Regions from separate parts of the Homo sapiens genome. Here region 1 is linked to region 2. A link is a contact called in ENCODE Hi-C or POLR2A ChIA-PET data. All regions are on one chromosome and are shown on one strand. Each heading gives the region's core, a stretch centred on a gene start or an enhancer-like site at or near the end of the contact. The rest is flanking DNA. Distances are from core to core; before and after follow the strand shown.

Evidence for each region. Hi-C counts contacts between places; a loop is a spot of excess contacts on that map. ChIA-PET counts read pairs that join two places held with the same protein, here RNA polymerase II (POLR2A). Pooled maps may share reads with other maps.
Region 1: a loop to region 2 is called in a pooled map, with 2.3 times the contacts of the local background. The contact joins two enhancer-like sites. A Hi-C loop is called at or near these places in 1 of 50 pooled maps. POLR2A ChIA-PET finds 5 or more read pairs at or near these places in 2 of 52 experiments (WTC11 and activated CD8-positive, alpha-beta memory T cell).

The regions. Positions count from the first base shown.
Region 1 is chr7:74,600,225-74,607,484 of GRCh38, forward strand. GTF2IRD1 (GTF2I repeat domain containing 1) reads left to right here. Exons shown (of 27, transcript NM_005685.4): 26 at 820-956; 27 at 2,141-2,381. The coding sequence ends at 2,209. Among named protein-coding and RNA genes, the nearest start is that of MIR10525, 7.9 kb to the left of the region's middle. RefSeq lists a silencer at 6,274-6,683. Within about 2 kb of position 5,900, at least 19 of the 41 ENCODE cell types and tissues checked have a DNase peak (open chromatin) inside an H3K27ac peak, as active enhancers do.
Region 2 is chr7:74,225,875-74,232,929 of GRCh38, forward strand. It overlaps RFC2 (replication factor C subunit 2), which reads right to left. Exons shown (of 11, transcript NM_181471.3): 11 at 5,628-6,342. The coding sequence ends at 6,232. It overlaps LAT2 (linker for activation of T cells family member 2), which reads left to right. Exons shown (of 14, transcript NM_032464.3): 14 at 3,070-3,960. Among named protein-coding and RNA genes, the nearest start is that of LAT2, 19 kb to the left of the region's middle. RefSeq lists an enhancer at 3,491-3,770. Within about 2 kb of position 5,382, at least 7 of the 41 ENCODE cell types and tissues checked have a DNase peak (open chromatin) inside an H3K27ac peak, as active enhancers do.

The sequences.
Region 1 (7,260 bases), core at 4,650-7,149, 370 kb after region 2:
TTGGAGACCAGCCTGGGCAACATAATGATGCAGAAATACAAAAAGTTAGCCAGGCATGGTGGCGCGCACGTATAGTCCCAGCTACTCGGGAACCTGAGGTGGGAGGATTGCTTGAGCCCAGGACTTGGAAGCTGCAGTGAGCTACGATTGCACCATGGCACTCCAGCCTGGGCAACAGAGTGAGACCCTAAAAAACAATATAGGCCAGGTTCGATGGCTCATGCCTATAATCCCAGCACTTTGGGAGGCCGAGGTGGATGGATCACTTGAGGTCAGGAGTTCAAGAGCTGCCTGCCCAACACGGTGAAACCCCATCTCTACTCAAAATACAAAAAAATTAGCTGGACGTGGTGGCAGACACCTATAACCCCAGCTACTTGGGAGGCTCAGGCACTAGAATCGCTTGAACCCAGAAGGCAAAGGTTGCAGTGAGCCAAGATCGCGCCACTGGACTCCAGGCTGGGTGACAGAGCGAGACTCCATCTCAAAAAACCAGAAAGAGAGAGGACCTAGGGCCTAAGGGGTGAGCTTGCTGGGGAGGAGGAGGGACACATGGGGATGAGGATACGGTGTTAGCAAAGGCAGGCAGGCCAGCAAGAGCAGGAGGCCGGGGAGAGTGGGCCCTCGGGCTTGCTTTGGGAAGGAGGCTGGACATGTGGGCTCTGGACAGGTGGGCCCTGACCCCCAGGGGATCAGGAGCCTGAAATCCTGAAAGGGGGACTCGAAACCTTAAGACAGAGCACTTTTCCAGGGAGCTCAGGAGGCTGAGACAGAAAAGCCTCAGCTTCCAGTGTCAACAGCCTTTTCCCCTCCTTCCAGCCAAAGACAGCAGCATTCCCAAGCGCAAGAGAAAGCGGGTCTCGGAAGGAAATTCCGTCTCCTCTTCCTCCTCGTCTTCCTCTTCCTCGTCCTCTAACCCGGATTCAGTGGCATCGGCCAACCAGATCTCACTCGTGGTAAAGTTGCACCGATTTGGACTCCGGCACTCATCTCTGTGGCCCTCACCCCTCTGTCTGGCAGGGCCGTCTACTCTGGGATGTGGGCCCAGGGGACGGGGAGGCACTGGGCTTTGAGTGGGGACCTTCCGGCCTCGGGGGTTATAGATGCATCCACCTGTCTCACCCAAGAGGTAGCCCATCCTTCTCGTGGGGTACTCACAGGCACTCAGGCAGGAATTCACATCCTCGCTGGGCAGATGGGCCGGCTGAGGTCCACCTGCCCACACCCTTCAGCCGCACCAGAGCTGGAGACATGAAAAGACATGGCTGGCGGGTGCAGTGGCTCACGCCTGTAATCCCAGCACTTTGGCAGGTCAAGTCGGGTGGATCACCTGAGGTCAGGAGTTTGAGACCAGGCTGACCAACACGGGGAAACCCCATCTCTACTAAAAATACAAAATTAGCCGGGCAAAGTGGGGCATAGTGGCTCATGCCTGTAATCCCAGCTACTTGGAAGGCTGAGATAGGAGAATCGCTTGAACCTGGGAGGCAGAGGTTGCAATGAGCCGAGGTCGCGCCATTGCACTGCAGCCTGGGCAACAAGAGTGAAACACTGTCTCAGAAAAAAAAATTAGCCAGGCATGGTGGCACGTGCCTGTGGTCGCAGCTACTTGGGAGGCTGGGGCAGGAGGATCATTTGAGCCCAAGGGGATTGAGGCTGCAGTGAGCCAAGATCGTCCCATTGCACTCCAGCCTGGGCAAGAGAACGAGACTCCATCTCAAAAATAAATAAATAGGCTGGGTGTGGTGGCTCACGCCTGTAATCCTAGCACTTTGGGAGGCCGAGGCAGGCGGATCACTTGAGGCTCAGGAGTTCAAGACCAGCCTGGCCAACATGGCAAAACCCCGTCTCTACTAAAAATAGAAAAATTAGCCGGGCATGGTGGCGGGCGCCTATAATCCCAGCTACTCGGGAGGCTGAGGCAGGAGACTCGCTTGAACCCGCGGGGCCAAGGTTGCAGTGAGCCGAGATTGCATCACTGCACTCCAGCCTGGGCAGAAGAGTGAAACTCCATCTCAAAAAAATAAAAAATATAAATAAATAGCCTCTGAGAAAGCTCTTCCAAAAGCAGAACTAAGCATTTTGGGTTTGTTCCGCATCACCTGGAGTCCTAATCCAGTCCCTTTGTCCCTCTCTCTAGCAATGGCCAATGTACATGGTGGACTATGCCGGCCTGAACGTGCAGCTCCCGGGACCTCTTAATTACTAGACCTCAGTACTGAATCAGGACCTCACTCAGAAAGACTAAAGGAAATGTAATTTATGTACAAAATGTATATTCGGATATGTATCGATGCCTTTTAGTTTTTCCAATGATTTTTACACTATATTCCTGCCACCAAGGCCTTTTTAAATAAGTAAAAAAAGAAAAAAAAAAAAAAGAGTGTTGCCTTTACTTTTACGGTCACTGTTTCATGTTCTCTTTTGGATCGTGGCCGCAGCTGTCACTGGGGACAGGGTCAGGAAACGCAGCTCAGGTGGCCTGCCAAGGCCCTCCTTCTTCATCACAGCAGAGGTAGTGTCCAGGAAGACCCCAGAGCTCTCTGTGCTCCTGGGAGCACGTGACCTCAAGAAGAAAAGCCACGGAAGGAAAATGTGCCACGGGGCCGGGCGTGGTGGCTCATGCCTGGAATCCCAGCACTTTGGGATGTCGAGGTGGGTGGATTGCTTGAGGTCAGGAGTTCGACCTCATTGGCCTGTAATACCGATGCTTTGGGAGGCCAAGGTGGGAGGATTGCTTGAGACCAGGAGTTTGAGATGAGCCTAGGCAACATAGTAGAACCCTTTCTCTAGAAAATGTTAAATGTGGCTTACACCTGTAATCCCAGCACTCTGGGAGGCTGAGGCGGGTGAATCACCTGAGGTCAGGAGTTTGAGACTAGCCTGGGCAACATAAGGAGACCCCGTCTGTACGAAAATGCAAAAATGAGGCCGGGCATGATGGCTCATGCCTGTAATCCCAGCACTTTGGGAGGCCGAGGCGGGTGGATCACCTGAGGTCAGGAGTTCGAGACCAGCCTGGCCAACATGGTGAAACCCCATCTCTACTAAAAATGCAAAAATTAGCCAGGTGTGGTGGCGGGAACCTGTAATCCCAGCTACTCAGGAGGCTGAGGTAGGAGAATCACTTGAACCTGGGAGGCAGAGGTTGCAGTGAGCTGAGACCACGCCATTGCACTGCAGCTGGGGCAAGAAGAACAAAAGTCCGTCTCAAAAAAACAAAACAAAAGCACAAAAATTAGCCAGGCGTGGTGGTGCACACACCTGGAGTCCAGCTACTCAGGAGGCTGAGGCAGGAGGAGGATTGCTTGAGTAAAGATGGTTGAGGCTGTAGTGAGTCATGATTACACCACTGCACTCCAGCCTGGGCGACAAAGCAAGACCCTGTCTCAAAAAAAAAAAAAAGTGTTAAATATGGTAAATGTCAGAGAGGGAGGGGCCCATCCCAGTGAAGCACTGTGGCTGGATGGGAGGCTTCTTCAAAAAGGGGTTTGGAGACCAGGTGCGGTGGCTCACGCCTGTAATCCCAGCACATTGAGAGGCCAAGGTGTGCAGATCGCCTGAAGTCAGGAGTTCGAGACCAGCCCAGCCAACATGATGAAACCCTATCTCTACTAAAAATACAAAAAAATTAGCCAGGTGTGGTGGCGCGCAACTGTAATTCCAGCTACTTGGAAGGCAGAGGCAGGAGAATTGCTTGGACCCAGGAGGCAGAGGTTGCAGTGAGCCGAGACTGTACCATTGCACTCCAGCCTGGGCAACAAGAATGAAACTCCATCTCAAAAAAAAAGGGGGGTGGGGTGGGGGCAGGACAAGTTTTCTTTTTTCAGAGGCAAGTTCTTTCTGTGTCCCCAGGCTGGAATGCAGTGGCACGATCATATCTTCCTGCAGCCTCAAACTCCTGGGCTCAAGTAATCCTCCTGCCTCAGCCTCCAGAGTAGCTGGGACTACAGGTGTGAGCCACCACACCCAGCTAATTTTTTGATTTTTTTGTAGAGATGGGGTCTTGGGTTATGTTGCCCAGGCTGGCTGCAAATTCCTGGGCTCAAGCCATCCTCCTGCCCCAGCCTCCCAGAGTGCTGGGATTAGAGGCGTGAGCCACCATGCCCAGCCTGGGATGATTTTGGATAGAGCTCTGGATACCTGACAAGCAGAGTGATGGGGTCCCAGCTGTGTCTCAGAAAGACCACTTTAGGGGCAGGTGGGAAGTTGAAGGAAGGGACAAGACTGAAGGCAGAAAGACAAGTCACAAGAGCGTGGCAGGCGTCCAAGGCCTGGCACCCAGTCCCTGCTTATTGGGTGACACATATTTACTGAGCCCTGCCCTTCTGGCTGGGGAGGCCAAGCAGCTGAGTGTCCTAATTGGGGAGGCAGCTGCCAGGGAGTACAAAACAGAGTAGGGCTGGTGCGGTGGCTCAGGCCTGTAATCCCAGTGCTTTGGGAGGCCAAGGTGGGAGGATCGCTTGAGGCCAGGAGTTCAAGACCAGCCTAGACAACATAGTGGAACCCTTTCTCTAAAAAATGTTAATTAGCTGGGTATGGTGGTGTGTGCGTGGTCCCAGCTACTCTGGAGGCTGAGGCAGGAGGATTGTTTGAGACCAAGAGTTTGACACTGCAGTGAGCCGTGATTGCACCACTGCTCTTGAGCATGGGCAACAGAGCAAGACCCTGCCTCTGAAAAAACAAAGCGGGGGGGCCTCACCTAGTGCAGAAAGTAGGAAGAGTCCTTGAAGCTGAGGCTTGAAGAGCAAGTGAGGCTTTGGGGGGACAAAGAGAGGAGGGCTGAGGTAGGTGGGTGTTTAAGACGAGAGCGATGTGGGCAAAAACGGAGCTGGACAGGGACTGGGTACGTTCCAGGAATAAGAAGGTGTCACCAGAGCAGACACAGGGTGGCTGGAGGTGACATGTCAGGGCAGGTGTGGACTTAGTCAGGGTTCCCGAGGACGCTAAGCAGGTGTCTCCTACACATGGTGCCGGGCTGAAGTGGTGGGCAGAGGCAGACATCCAGCCTGGGTTACACCTGCCCAGCCATGCACTCTGGGACAGAGCTGCGTACTTTTTCTCACCGACCCACGTGGAAGGCCTCATAAGCCGGGCCAAGGCAATTTCCAGAAGGCAAATGAGACCCACAGCAGGAAGTACCTGGGGGAGAGCCAGGCCTAGGTCTGCATTTTGGAAGGGTGCCCCTGCCCGCTGAGAGATGTCGGAGAAGGAAGGGAGGAATACATCAGAAGACCACCTGGGAGGCTCCAACAGAAGATAGCAGTAGAGGCCAGGCGTAGTGGCTCATGCCTGTAATCCCAGCACTTTGGGAGGCTGAGGTGGGTGGATCACCTGAGGCCAGGAGTTCGAGACCAGCCTGGCCAACATGGTGAAACCCTGTCTCTACTAAAAATACAAAAATTAGCTGGGCATGGTGGTGGACACCTGTAATCCCAACTACTCTGGAGGCTGAGGCAGAAGAATCTCTTGAACCCAAGAGGCAGAGATTGGCAGTGAGCTGAGATCGCACCACTGCACTCCAGCCTGGGCAACAGAGCGAGACTCCGTCTCAAAAAAAGAGAGAGAGAGAGAGATGGCAGTGGTTTGGGCCAGGTGGAGAAAATAACTAGAGGGTCAGCCAGTCGGGTGGACGAGGGGTTCTGGAGAGTCAGGGGTCAGGGTGGTCCCAGGATCTGGCTCTAACCGTCCACCCAGGGCCCAGAATGAGGCCTGTGGCTTGGAGGGACTGAGTTCTGAATCAGCTGAGGAAATGGTCAAAACTTTAGTCCAGGGCTTCTGCCAGTCCTCAGGGTCAGTCCCATCCATGCCCAGAGCTGGGAGGAAGGCCCCATCCCAGCCTTCCAGACCACACTTCCTCCTGGAAAGACGCTAGAAACCACGTGCCTGGCACAGCCACCCCCTCTCCGCTGGTGCAAACCCCCCACCCAGTCAGCTGCCAGCCTCACCTTCCTCCCTCCCACCTCCTAGTGGCTCCCAGTGCCACCAGGCGCCTCCACTCCACCCTCAGCCCCTGCCCTGGGCCGGGCCCACTTTTTCCACTCCAGGATGGGGGCAGGAGTGACCTCCTCAACTGGCCACCACCTCCAAGCAGAAACTGCCTATGAAGTCAAGATGATCTGAAGAGTCCTTGCAGCTGCCACCTTGCCTTCAACCCTCACGTCCTGTAACCCATCCCCCACCCCCGATCCTGTGACTCTGGATTTAAAATCTGTTTTGCTTTCCTTGCACCCAGTGCAAGCATCTAGGTGCGGCGTTCCAGGCGCCTCGCAGGGGGTCGGGTCCCCAGCCTTCTGTCCCACCGTTCCGTCCCCCGGGCCCGGCCCACCTGGCGCCCCCTCCCGCCCGCCACCGCCCGCTGGCGCCTGTCGGTCGTCTAGACCCGCCGCCCCCGCTCCACCGCTCAGATCCGCGGCCAGAGCCGGAAGTGGCTCCTGCCCCGGCCGGGAGCGGCGGGGCTGAGACTGTGCCCGCGGGCACTGCCATCCCGTGCATGGAGAGGGCGCAGAGCCCGGGGGTAGGGCGGGCCGGGGAACCCGATCCTCCTTCATCCGCGCAAAGGCCCGCGAAGCTCCCAATCTGTTCTCTTTCAGGCTCACTGTGCAGATGGCGTGCAATTAAGTGGGTCGGTGCAGCAAACCCTCGTATCCTCCCGCTTCCCTAAAAGCAGAGGATTGAGCCGCTGCACTCCAGCCTGGGCAACACAGCGAGACCCTATGTCTTAAAGAAAGGGCAGAAGTGGGGACCCCTCTCCCACCCCCTTCCCCTGCTCCAAGCCAAAGCGTTTGAAGCAAGAGGTTGCCTCCTGTGAGTTTCCCCCAGTCCCTGGAGGCCTGGGCTTTGGGAGGTGTGTCCAGGCAGAGGACAGAGGTCTTGTGCAAAGGGCCGCTTTTCCCTTCGCCCACCCTGCGCCCGCCCAGCCCCTTATCCGATGGGAAAGCCTTACTGACTCTTTTCCTCGCAGAAGCGCCCAGATGCTGTTTATGCAACCTCTCCAGAATCTCAGTGTACTGTACTTTTTAAAAAGTGATTTGATTCAAAGCACTCATTCTTTAATTAAACTTCATTTAGCTGCCATCTGTCTCGGTTCGAAATGGCTTCGTGTTTTGCAACTCTAAATGAGAATTGTTATTGGATTTGTAAACACATCCCCAAAAAAATCACAAAACACTTTCAAAAGTAATAAATGAAGGACGGTTAGGAGCTGCATCTTAAACGTTCTAATTGCCGGGGAATGTATTCTGGTGGGTACACAGTCAT
Region 2 (7,055 bases), core at 4,132-6,631:
ACGTCATTCATTCAACCAGTATCCACTGGGCCCCTGCTACGGGCAAGTCCTGCTCTAGGTGCTGGGAACACCAACATAAAGAACAGCAAACCCCTGACCCCTTAGAACTTGCATTCTGGTAGGAGAGAGAAAACAGATAGGGCTGGACACAGCGGTCATGCCTATAAATCCCAGCACTTCGGGAGGCTGAGGCGGGAGGATCCTTTGAGCCTCTGAGTTTGAGGCCAGCCTGGGCAACATAGCAAGACCTCTCTCTCTACAAAAACTTTTTTTTTTTTTTTTTGAGACAGAGTATCACTGTCACTCAGGCTGGAGTGCAGTGGCGCCATCTCGGCTCACTGCAACCTCCACCTCCTGGGTTCAAGCGATTCTCGTGCCTCAGCCTTCCAAGTAGCTGGGATTACAGGCACACGCCACCATGTCCAGCCTCTATAAAAACATTTAAAATTAGCCAGGCATGGTGGTGGATGCCCTAGAGTCCCACTGACTTGGGAGGCTGAGGTGGGAAGATCACTTGAGCCTGGGAGGTCAAGGTTGCAATGAGCCATGGTTGCTGCAGTGAGCTGTGGTCGTGCCACTGCACTCAAGCCTGGGCAACAGAGCAAGACCCCATCTCAAAAAAAAAATTTAAAAATTAGCTGGGCATAGTGGTGTGTACCTGTAGTCCCAGCTACTTGGGAGGCTGAGGCAGGAGGATCGCTTGAGCCCAGGAGTTCAAGGCTACAGTGAGCTATGATTGTACCACTGTACAGCCAGGATGACAGAGTGAGACCCTGTCAAAACAACAACAACAACAAGAAAACAGATAAGAAGACATGGCATGTTCACTGGTGGTAAGTCTGGCAGAGAGAAACAAAACAGGGAAGCGGGGCAGGAAGTAGTGTGGGGTTGTGGGCAAGACGCAGTGTTGCAATTTAAGGAAGGCGGCTAGGGAAGCCTTTCAGAGCTCCCTTCCTCACCCCATCTGGGGGAAGGACATCCAGGCAGAGGGGACAACAGAGGCCCCAGGGTGGAGTGAGCCCCACAGGTCTGAGCAAAGCCAGGGGCCAGGGAGGAGCAGGTGAGGGGAAACTAGTGGAGGTCGAGGCCGTTGGTGGGGAGGCTGACCAGGCAGGGCCAGCACTTGGGGTTTTACTGCATGAGATGGGAGGGAGGGAGGGAGATAGAAAGGTTGTTTTTTCTTTTTTTTTTTTTTTCGTTCCTGTCGCCCAGGCTGAAGTGCAATGGTGCAATCTTGGCTCACTGCAAACTCCGCCTCCTGGGTTCAAGCGATGCTCCTGCCTCAGCCTCCCGAGTAGCTGCGATTACAGGTGTCTGCCACCACACCCGGCCAATTTGTATTTATTTTATTTTATTTTGTTTTTTGAGAGGGAGTCTCGCTCTGTCACCCAGGCTGGAGTGCAGTGGCGTGATCTCGGCTCACTGCAACCTCTGCCTCCTGGGTTCAGGTTTCTCTTGCCTCAGCCTCCCGAGTAGCTGGGATTACAGGCACACGCCACAACACCTGGCTAATTTTTGTATTTTTAGTAGAGATGGGGTTTCACCATGTTGGCCAGGCTGGTCTCAAACTCCTGACCTAAAGTGATCGGCCCACCTCAGCCTCCCCAAGTGCTGGGATTACAGGCATGAGCTACCATGCCTGGCTAATGGGAAGGTTTTGTACAAAGACTGGCTGGATGTTTCTAATTCAATTTTTCTGGCTGTTGGGCAGACAAATGGGTACTGGGAGAGTGGGTACAGGAAGCCCAGGAAGGACCCAGGCACTGGTGCCATCTGGGCAAGGGGTGGCAGCAGTGGAGACAGGGGTAGGCAACATGGTGAAACGCTGTCTCTACATAATATACAAAAATTTGCCAGGTGTAGTGGCGCATACGTGTAGTCCCAGCTACTCGGAGGTTGAGGCGGGAGGATAGCTTGAGTCTAGGAGGTTGAGCTGCTGTGTGAGCTGTGATTGCACCACTGCACTCCAGCCTGGGCCACAGAGCAAGACGCTGTCTCAAAACAAAAACAAAAAGAAGAGGCCAGGCGCAGTGGCTCACGCCTGTAATCCCAGCACTTTGGGAGGCTGAGGCAGGCTGATCACCTGAGGTCAGGAGTTCGAGACCATCCTGGGCAACATGGGGAAACCCCATCTCTACTAAAAATACAAAAATTAGCCAGGTGTGGTGGCGTGTGCCTGTAATCCCAGCTACTCGGGAGGCTGAGGCACGAGAATCACTTGAACCTGGAAGGAGGAGGTTGCAGTGAGCTAAGATCGCACCATTGCACTCCAGCCTGGGCAACTACGTCTTAAAAAAAAAAAAAAAAAAAAAAAAAAAAAAGCCAGGCGCGGTGGCTCACGCCTGTAATCCCAGCACTTTGGGAGGCTGAGGCGGGCGGATCACAAGGTCAGGAGATCGAGACCATCCTGGCTAACACAGTGAAACCCCGTCTCTACTAAAAATACAAAAAATTAGCCGGGCATGGTGGCAGGCGCCTGTAGTCCCAGCTACTTGGGAGGCTGAGGCAAGAGAATGGCGTGAACCCGGGAGGCAGAGCTTGCAGTGAGCCGAGATCACGCCACTGCACTCCAGCCTGGGAGACAGAGCAAGACTCTGTCTCAAAAACACAAAAACAAACAAACAAAATGGGCCAGGCGTGGTGGCTCACGCCTGTAATCCCAGCACTTTGGGAAGCCGAGGTGGGCGGATCACGAGGTCAGGAGATCGAGACCATCCTGGCTAACATGGTGAAACCCTGTCTCTACTAAAAATACAAAAAAAAAAAAAAAAAATTAGCTGGGCGTGGTGGCGTAGTCCCAGCTACTTGGGAGGCTGAGGCAGGAGAATGGCGTGAACCTGAGAGGCGGAGCTTGCAGTGAGCCGAGATCGCGCCACCGCACTCCAGCCTGGGTGACAGAGTGAGACTCCATCTCAAAAAAAAAAAAAGAAACCCAGTTATTGATGTGCGGCTTCTGTTCTCAGCCAGGAGGCAGGCTCAATGGTGTCCCCAAACCAGTGGTTATGGTTCTCAGGAACAAAATACTGATCAAGGCAAACCTCCTTCTACAAACTTTCCTCTTCATTTAAGGAGCCAAGGCAAAGAGGGACCACTGTGCTCATGGACCCATCGCTGCCTTCCAAGGACCATTTCCCAGAGCTACTCAACTTTTAAGCCCCTGCCATGGTTGCTCCTGGAAGGAGAACCAGCCACCCTGAGGACCACCTGGCCATGCGTGCACAGCCTGGGAAAAGACAGTTACTCACGGGAGCTGCAGGCCCGTCACCAAGCCCTCTCCCGACCCAGGCTTTGTGGGGCAGGCACCTGGTACCAAGGGTAACCCGGCTCCTGGTATGGACGGATGCGCAGGATTTAGGATAAGCTGTCACCCAGTCCCCATAACAAAACCACTGTCCAACACTGGTATCTGTGTTCTTTTGTGCTATGAATTTGGATTCCTAATTGCTATTGTTGGTTGCTGGGGTTTTAAATGATTGATAAGCTTGTACAGTTAACTTATAGAGGGGGAGCCATATTTAACATTCTGGATTTCAGAGTAGAGATTTCTGTGTTGTCTCCTAGAAAGCATTACATGTAGTTTATTTCAGCATCCTTGTTGGGTGGGGCCCTGGCTCTCTTCCCCTTTGGTGGGACCTCCCCTTTCTTTGGGCTTCAGTTCACTCAGGAAGAAATGAGGCTGTCGCCATCTTTATGTGCTTCCAGTGGAAATGTCACTTGCTACAGACAATAGTGCATGAGAGTCTAGAGAAGTAGTGACCAGAACAGGGCAGAGTAGGTCCCCTCCATGGCCCTGAATCCTCCTCTGCTCCAGGGCTGGCCTCTGCAGAGCTGATTAAACAGTGTTGTGACTGTCTCATGGGAAGAGCTGGGGCCCAGAGGGACCTTGAGTCAGAAATGTTGCCAGAAAAAGTATCTCCTCCAACCAAAACATCTCAATAAAACCATTTTAGTTGAAAAGCAGTGATTATCCTGTGTCTCCTTTCTCCTGCTTCAGGTAAAAAACCTTTTATAAAAATATAAAAATTAGCCGGGCCTGGTGGTGCATGCCTGTAGTCTCAACTACTTGGGAGGCTGAGGCAGGAAAATCACTTGAACCCAGAAGGTTGCAGTGAACTATGATTGCATCACTGCACTCCAGCCTGGGCAAGAGGGAGACCTTGTCTCAAAAAACATAACAAAACACGGCCAGGCACAGTGGCTCACGCCTGTAATCCCAGCACTTTGGGAGGCTGAGGTGGGTGGATCACGAGGTCAGGAGATCGAGACCATCCTGACTAACACAGTGAAACCCGTCTCTAATAAAAATACAAAAAAATTAGCCGGGCATGGTGGCGGGCACCTGTAGTCCCAGCTACTTGGGAGGCTGAGGCAGGAGAATGGCGTGAACCCGGGAGGCGGAGCTTGCAGTGAGCCGAGATCGCACCACTGCACTCCAGCCTGGACGAAAGAGGGAGACCTTGTCTCAAAAAACATAACCAAACACAAAAAGCCTTAAGGGAATGGCGGCCACAGCTCTTGTTTAATAAAAAGGGACCCTGAGAGCATCAGGGCTGCGGATGGGATCTTAGTTCCCAAGTCCAGCCGTCTTTCTGGGATGGCCCAGGGACTCTTCCCATGAGAAGAAATTAATGCGACAAGTTAGGAAATCAGAAGAAACATCTAGAACCCAACTGCCGCCCACCTGTTACTTCACATCCTGAAGTCCTGACTGTACAACCTCAGGGACAAGTTTCTCTTCCTTTTTTTGTAAGAGTCTCGCTCTGTCGCCCAGGCTGGAGTGCAATGGCACCATCTTGCCTCACTACAATCTCCACCTCCTGGGTTCAAGCAATTCTCCTGCCTCAGCCTCCTGAGTAGCTGGGATTACAGGCGTGCGCCACCATGCCCAGCTAATTTCGTATTTTAGTATTTCGTATTTTAGCCACCGTGCCCAAATGGGCCAGGCATGGTGGCTCACACCTGTAATGCCAGCACTTAGGAGGCTGAGGTGGGAGGATCACTTGAGGCCAGGAGTTCGAGACCAGTCCCAGCAATATAGTGAGACCTCATTTCTACAAAAAATTTAATAATTAGCTGGGTATCGTGGTACATGCCTGTAGTCCCAGCTACTCAGGAGGCTGAGGTAGGAGGATCACTTGAGCCCAAGAGGTTGAGGCTGCAGTGAGCCAAGATTGGCCCACTACACTCTAGCCTGGGCGACAGAGTGAGACCCAATCTCAAAAATCAAAACAAAACAAAAAGGGAAAAAAATAGTATCTTACCAAAAAAAAAAAAAAGGCAATTCTACAAATTAGTACGAAATTCTTTGGGGAATTCTAAAGCAAGCGCAAAGAGTATGGTCTAGAACACAGGAAGAGCATCACGGTGTTTTCCTGAGGGCTGGGCTGCATCTCTCCACTCTGCCGCCCTCTCTGAAAGGCTCGCCACCTGGCCATTCTGAGAAATCAGTCTAAATAGGAAAGACAGCAAACCCTGCCCTCGCCCTGGGGAAGTGGCGCCTTCAGGCTTCTAGAAGAACCGAGATGAGCTTGTGGGTCTACTATCTAATCGCCTTTTCTACTTGTAGGCTGCCAAGGCCCGTAGAGACAGGAAGCTGGTTTTTCTCGAGGCTTCACATGGTCACCTTATTGCCAACAAACACTGCAAGGCTTTATTAGCTAAAATGTCAACCCACACACAGATCAGAGACCGCCCTCAGCTTCTCTGCGCCTTTCCGCCCCGTCACCGCATCAATGGGGTGGAGGCCAAACTCAAACACTTGCGGGGCACAGACGTCCCAGAAGCAAACATGCAAGTCACGGGAGTTTATTTATTTAATTTTTTTCCCCAGATGGAGACTCTGTCGCCCAGGCTGGAGTGCAATGGTGTGATCTTGGCTCACTGCAACCTCCACCTCCTGGGTTCAAGCGATTCTCCTGCCACAGCCTCCCGAGTAGCTGGGATTACAGGTGCCCGCCACCACACCCAGCTAATTTTTATATTTTTAGTAAAGACAGGGTTTCCCCATGTTGGCCAGGCTGGTCTTGAACTTCTGACCTCAGGTGATCCACCTGCCTCGGCCTCCCAAAGTGTTGGGATTACAGGCGTGAGCTACCGTGCCTGGCCAGCCACTGGAGTTTAAAGGACAGTCATGTTGGCTCCAGCCTAAGGCGGCATTTTCCCCCATCAGAAAGCCGCGGCTCCTGTACCTCAGAATAGGGCACCTGTAAGTCAGTCAGTGAAGTCTCTGCTCTAACTGGCCACCGGGGCCATTGTCTTCTGACACAGCCTTGCCAGGAGGCCTGCCATCTGCAAAAGAGAGTTCACTCCTTCCGCTATTTTCATGTGAGTGTATCCAATTTCCTGAAAAACAAACCAAATTCAAATCTGGTTAATAAGTGGGGGAGTTCTTTTTTAAAATCTGAACTGAAAAAAATAAAAATAAAAACAGAAACAAACTGAACTAATGGTTTTTTCAAAATCAGCATGAGGAATTCCAACCCCAGCCGGAAAATGAATGCTAAGATGCAATGGATTATGTTTACCTAAAGTTCTATTTATTTCTTAAAAGGATGCTGATAGTTCTTTCAAAGAAACTGTTAAGAAAATGGGTGGGGCGAGGGGGGGCGGGGTGGTGGCACGGAAAGCCAGGCTAGAGGAAAATATTTATATATCTGATAAAGAACTTGCATCCAGACTGTATAAAGAATTCTCAAAAATTCAGTAATAAAGTCCAGGCGTGGTGGCTCATGCCTGTAATCCCAGTACTTTGGGAGGTCAAGGCAGGTGGATCACGAGCCCAGGAGTTCGAGATCAGCCTGACCAACATGGTAAAACCCCATCTCTACTAAAAATACAAAAATTAGCCAGGTATGGTGGCGCACGCCTGTAATCCCAGCTACTCGGGAGGCTGAGGCAGGAGAATCACTTAAACCTGGGAGGCGAAGGTTGCAGTGAGCTGAGATAGTGCCACTGCACTCCAGCCTGGGCAACAGAGCAAGACTCCATCTCAAAAATAAATAAGTAAATAAATTCAGTAATAAAAATCAAACAACCCAATTAAAAAATGGGTAGAT